Regions from separate parts of the Mus musculus genome. Here region 1 is linked to region 2. The links are chromatin contacts, found by Hi-C or POLR2A ChIA-PET in ENCODE. All regions are on one chromosome and are shown on one strand. The core of a region is the stretch at or near the end of the contact, and the rest is flanking DNA. Distances in the headings are between cores, read along the strand shown. Region 1 holds the start of Mcu (mitochondrial calcium uniporter). Region 2 overlaps Mcu (mitochondrial calcium uniporter).

Evidence for each region. A loop is a pair of places that touch in the nucleus more often than their neighbours do. ChIA-PET counts read pairs that join two places held with the same protein, here RNA polymerase II (POLR2A).
Region 1: a map of heart shows a loop between it and region 2 (3-fold over the local background). The contact joins the promoter of Mcu here to the enhancer-like site in region 2. A Hi-C loop is called at or near these places in 6 of 37 maps with a recorded cell type or tissue (gastrocnemius, heart and left cerebral cortex). POLR2A ChIA-PET finds 5 or more read pairs at or near these places in 3 of 5 experiments (Patski and embryonic stem cell).

Annotation. Positions count from the first base shown.
Region 1 is chr10:59,615,157-59,617,947 of GRCm38, reverse strand. It overlaps Mcu (mitochondrial calcium uniporter), which reads left to right and starts at 1,256. Exons shown (of 8, transcript NM_001033259.4): 1 at 1,256-1,424. The coding sequence starts at 1,278.
Region 2 is chr10:59,576,322-59,579,298 of GRCm38, reverse strand. All of the region lies in intron 1 of Mcu (mitochondrial calcium uniporter), which reads left to right. It overlaps Gm40671 (a long non-coding RNA gene), which reads right to left. Exons shown (of 2, transcript XR_871744.3): 1 at 521-2,977. Among named protein-coding and RNA genes, the nearest start is that of Gm40671, 2.3 kb to the right of the region's middle. Within about 2 kb of position 1,263, at least 2 of the 3 ENCODE cell types and tissues checked have a DNase peak (open chromatin) inside an H3K27ac peak, as active enhancers do; they include heart and left cerebral cortex, where a contact is called at or near this core.

The DNA.
Region 1 (2,791 bases), core at 7-2,506, 39 kb before region 2:
CTGCTTTGAATCATAATGTAAATACCTGTGTTTTAGGATAGCCTTGGGAAACTCTTGTGAAAAAAACTTTTGACGCAAAGGGTCGCGACCCATCGGTTGAGAAACCTTGTCCTGTGGCAAGTCGTGTTTTCAAGAGAAAGTTGAGTGAGGTCAGTCCAAGCCAGGCATGATGGTTCATGCTTGTGATCATAGCACTCAGGAGGCTGAGGCAGGACGATCATAAGTTCAAGGCTAGCCTCAGGATGTAGTATGACTTAATCTCAACAAAAATCCGAAGTACTACAACAAAACAACAACAACAACAAAAAGGGTAATTCTACGCTGGGTGTGATGGTCCATACCTATAACCCCCAGCACTGGGGATGGTGAGGTTGGAGGTGAGTTTGAGGTCATCCTGGGCTACATAGAGCATTGCCGGTCAGGCTGGGCAACATAATGACAGTCCCCCGTATCCCCGACCCCCCCGCAAAAAAAAGTTATTCTCAACTGTGTTCTACTTGCTATCTTAGCAAAATTATGAAACTTGGTTCATCTTTACATGGCTTTATTACATTGCTGGCGTCTTCTGTTTTTGTAGTTTATTTTAAAAGGGAGACCAAGGTCAAACATGGTAACGAACAGTGTTGCTTTTAGAGAGGAATGCGGATCTAAGGGTGCTGGGGAAAAGAATCAGATGTTTCAATTGTGTAGCGTTCTGTTCATTCAGCCCAATGGCAGGTACTCATCCTGGGAGTTTGAAGCTACAACCATTCTACCTAATACCATGCTACACAGCACTGCCATTGGATAACTTTACAATTCAGGGTTAGTCTCGGCACATCCAAATGCTATCTGTTATGGATGCTAACTTTAGACATGCGGTCGAGAGTTGTAGCCAACCTCCTTAAAATGACCAGTTGGGTGCTTAGGCAGACAACTTAGAACACTCAGAACTCAACTCGGAACAAGCTCTGCACAGGTATCTATTTCCCCTAGCTCTCTTATCAAGTCACTTGGTAAAGATTAGCCAAATCGAACGGGCAATCCCTTACTGCTCCATTCCCAGAGGCTCGAACGCCAGAGACCGGTCCCCTAGAATTTGCCCGTAAGGTAACTCTGGAAGTGACAGACAGCCCGAAGCCGGGATTCTCCCGCCTTTTGATTGGACTTTGCAGGAAGCCCCGCCTCAGAGGCTTGACTCAGGACTGCAATTGGCCTAGTGAGGCTGAGTGGCGGGTCTTGGCCACGCCCCTGCCGTCCGCTGCGCTGCCTGGGCCAGCGCCGTTTCCAGTTGAGAGATGGCGGCCGCCGCAGGTAGATCGCTCCTGCTGCTGCTCTGCTCCCGGGGCGGCGGCGGGGGCGCCGGCGGCTGCGGAGCGCTGACTGCCGGCTGCTTTCCCGGGCTGGGCGTCAGCCGCCACCGGCCGCACCAGCAGCACCGGACGGTGAGCGAGCGCGGCTCCGGGGAGGGCGGGGCGGCGTGGGGAGCCGCGGGCAGGCCGGGGCGCCCGGCGACTTCCCTCAACTCGCGGCCGCCCCGGGGTGGCGGGCCACCGAGCCGCCGTGTCCTTCAGCGCCTGCGGCGGCGGCGGAGAAGGCAGGGCGGGCGGGAGGCAGGAGAGGAGGAGGAGGGGCGACAGCAGGGATGTTCCCGCAGGACTGGGGACGCCAGGGCGGGGAAGGCACGGGACTTGAACCTCTCCCTGACCCGCCTCCGGGCTCGGTCCCTCCTTCCGTCGTTTCTGACAGCTTTGCTCCAATGCTCCCGAACTGAGCCCGGTGCAAGTTGTCCCCTTCTCACCTCCTCTGGGCGGGTTGGAGCGTCCGGAGTTGCCGCGGTTGCCGGTGTGTCAGGAGAGTGGCAGTGCCATGCTGCTGGGAACTGTCCCCGGAGAGCACCCCGGGACCCCAGGAGGCTGCTGCCTCGCCCTCTCCCGGCCCCCTAGGAACACGCAGGGAGGAAAATCAAACTTTATCCTTCTCTGATCAGGTCCCCTGCCTGTGCGTGTTCTGCTTCCTCGAGGTGGATGCTGCATTGCTTCAGGAGGCAAACACCATCCCCTCGGGTTCTTAAAGATCCCGGTGGTCCCTTCCGAGGGTTGTGCACGCGTGCCCAAAGGAAGGGCAGCAGGCACAAGAGAGGCGGCATGGCAAGTTGTTCACAGAGGGAGAGATTTAGTGATTCCATTAATCAGTTCTTGCCGGGTTTCATTGCTTGGCAAAGAAGGAATTCTGTCAGTAGCCCAGGGGCGTGTGTATGTGTAGTGTTGGCGGTATGGTACCTGAGCTTGGCATGGAGTTCTTGACCTAACAGGTCAGCAGGTTCCCTTCCTTTGGACTTTCGAGGCCCATATGTGTTGGTCTCTGGCCAACTCTTGAGAGAACAAGTGTAGGTTTAATTTCATAAGGTGAACTTGTGTAGTGTGATGAGAAGGCTCACTGCAGCTGGCCCAATAGAGAAGGTGCTGCCTTCAGCCCGTGCATCATGATCTGTCTTGTTCTGTTTCCCTGTCTCCTAAGAGGAAAGGACTAGAGCTTTGCAGAGAGGATAGCCCTAGACCTGTGGTAGCATAAAATTGTGGGAACGCACTATGAAAAGAACCGAGGCGCTGAGAATACAAGATAGTATTGCTATTATTAGTGGTAGTGATGGACCTGAGCTTCCTTCTTGTGAGAAGATTGTACTTTTTCATATTTGGCATACTGACATTGCTTTGCTAAAGCTTTTGGGTGAGAGCCGAGTTTTTCTATAGTTCAATTCTGATTTGCATGTATGATAGCCTCCAGTTATGTTCTCTGAAAGACATACAGG
Region 2 (2,977 bases), core at 14-2,513:
TGCAAATAAACAATAATACTTTAAAACAGTTACAACATAAAGAACTTAGGTCTGAGGATATATCCCAGAGTTTGCCTAGCTCTGGATTCAATGTCCTGCCTGGCATAAAGTAGGCTTGGTGTTGCCCATAGTCCTGCAGAAAATGAGACGGGCAAATCAGAAGTTCAAAGTTACCCTCAGCTCAGTAGTAAGCCTGGGTTTCATGAGACCGTGTCTCTAAAAACCTGTGTACCAACAGAAACACACAGCTTGTTCCTCGAAGTTCCTAAAAAAAAACAATCCAAACCATAGTCAGTGACTAGAAATCTCTAGGTGTATCAGCCTTTTCATATGCTGGAGCTCAGAAAACAGTGTGCGAAGGTTTCTCGCTCATTTCCTGTCTTTTTCCTGTGTGTCATCCCTCCCTCATTCTCTCCCAAGGCAAAGCACAGAAACTAGAATTCATTCCTCCTCCCCAAGCGAGGTCACAGAAACCAGAGCCCTTTCTTCCAAAGCCAGCCATAAAACCTACAAATATTACCTTAATCTTCCCCTGCTGATCTGTCCTTCTGCTAGCCATAAAGATAAGGCCATGTAGACCAGCTCACAGCGGTCTTGTCCCAGCCTTGGGAGGGCAAAGTACTACACAGGGAGGAAAAGAAACATCTGGGCAGGCTGTGGTCTTTAGCCTTCCGTCATACCTTTTGGTCTACTCATAACTCAACATGGCTGTCTGTGAGTCAGCAAACCTAAGCCTAAAAAAAAAATGTGTGGTTCTCGTTTGGTCTTTGGGTCTTCAATTCTGTAAAATTATGATGAAATATACATGTTCTGCCTCTCTCCTGTTAGCCTGTCTTCCAAGAATGTCAGCCATCAGCCTTTGTGGTGGGCAGGAAGACACATCCTCTTGTGTGTGCCTACATGTGCTTTCAGACCCAAGTGCACACGTGGACGTTGGGTTTGGATATGCGCGTTTCCCTTTTGCCTTTAGCTTGTTTAAGTGCTAGAAAAAGCCTGGCTTTGGCAGATCGCTCTGCTTGCTCAGGGTTACCTCCTGCCTCCGGGTTTGGATTATTAAGTAACTAAATAGGAAATCCTGACTAATTTCTGTGATTCATTTCCTCCCTGACTGCTGCTGCCTAGCATGGCTGTAATGTCAGAGGATGCTAGTTCTAAAAGGAAGCGAGTGGGAGAAAAGGCTGCTATCTCTCGTGAAAATGTTTCCTGCTAAAGCAGACATCTTTGCTGTCCCTCAGATGGCTTCTGTTACATCCTCAGAGACCAAGGGCTGGCCCCTTAATGCATATTGAGTAAGCGGGACTCTGACCCACTCTTGCCTTCTGGGAGTGTTTAGGGAAAGTGTTGCTAAGATACTTCAGTCAATAGGTTGTAAATGGAACCAACCCCAAGCCACACCCTCTTCCTCCACTGTTAATCTTACTAAGTGTTAGTTTAGGATTTGGGGTTATTTAAGTGGCTCAGGCCTCTCAATTTTACTTAAAAATTTTAGGGGGCTTTATTGTTACTTGACGTGGAATTTGAAAACTAAAAAGATGAGTCTGGCAAGCAGCAGATTGGTGTGAACGTCACCAATGTGCTAGAATGCGGGGCACATTGAGTGTTTGTAGGTCTTATGAAAATCATTATTAGCAGCTCTTCCTGTTTAGTTAAGAGGTTCAGTGGTCCTGGCATTGCTGCAGATGCACAGGATGGGCAAGCAGGCTGAGAGATGGAATAAAAGTGTTTACCCCAGATCAATTTTCAGATTTTTTTATGTGTCCCTAGGACGCTTTCAAATTTCAGAGCCAGGCCTGGTAGCACTTGCCTGAAATCCCAGATCTTAAAAGGCAGGAGCAGTAGCAATAGGAGGTTGAGGTTAGCCTGGGCTACATGACACCCTTCCTGAAAAAAAAAAAAAGTATACATTAAACACACACACACACACACACACACACACACACACACAATTTTTTTAAAGAAGGAGATGTTATGCCCTACCACTCTTTTGGAAGTTATCCTGGATTGTAGTTTTATAATTAAAAATAATTAAGTTACTCTTTTTTGTCTTACACAAAACGTCACTAATGTAGCCTAGGCTGTCTTTGAACTCTCAATCCTTTTGCTCTTGCCTTCTGCAGCCCTGGGTAACACGGCTGTGAGGACATGCTTGGCTCCTGGAATTAGGCTTTTTTAACTGATACAGAAAAACATCAAAGCAGAGACTGAGGAGAGGAGGAGAGTATGGGAGAGTTTGGAGGACAGAGAAGGGGGAGCTGTTGTCATTAAATTATAATCTTTAAAAAAAAGCCTTACAGCAAAGCGGGGCTCTCATAGGCTTTTAAAATTTGCACTAATTTGTGAGTGAGGAGGCTTTCAGTATGCCCCTTTTCCTTTGGTTATTTTAGGCTAGACATTTAGCAGTCCCAACAGTAGATAGTTCAGGCATTGCTGTTTGATGTCTGATATACCATGGTAGGAGGAGAAAGTGTTTGGCTAATTTTTGGTTAATTTTGAATCAGAATGCTTTCCTGGGCTGGTTGTTTTAGATATTTCTCAAGTTTCTGCCAAGATCTGTTTGTTTTAAAGATGTTCCCCCGACGTTTTTAGTGTGAAAGGGAGGCTTGTTAGTAAAGTATTTGTGTATCGGTTCTAAATGGCCACAAAGGCTTTTGTGAATATATCTCTTTATTTGTTTTCTCTAAACGTCAGAGCCTCTCAGTTGTTACTGTAGGAGTTGTGATGCTGTTGTAACTGTCTCAAGTTGTTAGTGTCCTGACCTGTGTTGTCAGTGTGTGTGGGGGCGTGAGTGCTGGGGTTGGTCGCAGGCCTTGGGTTTCTAAGTCCCTTCTCTAGCACTAACAGCATCCAGCTGGCTTTTTTTTTTTAATAGCAGCACAGGAACTCTGATTCACGTGTCTTACAATCACCCCTTTAAGTCCTGTTTGACCAAATGTTAACAGAACAGTTTCTTCCAGCACATTGTGTCAAAATGCCAGGC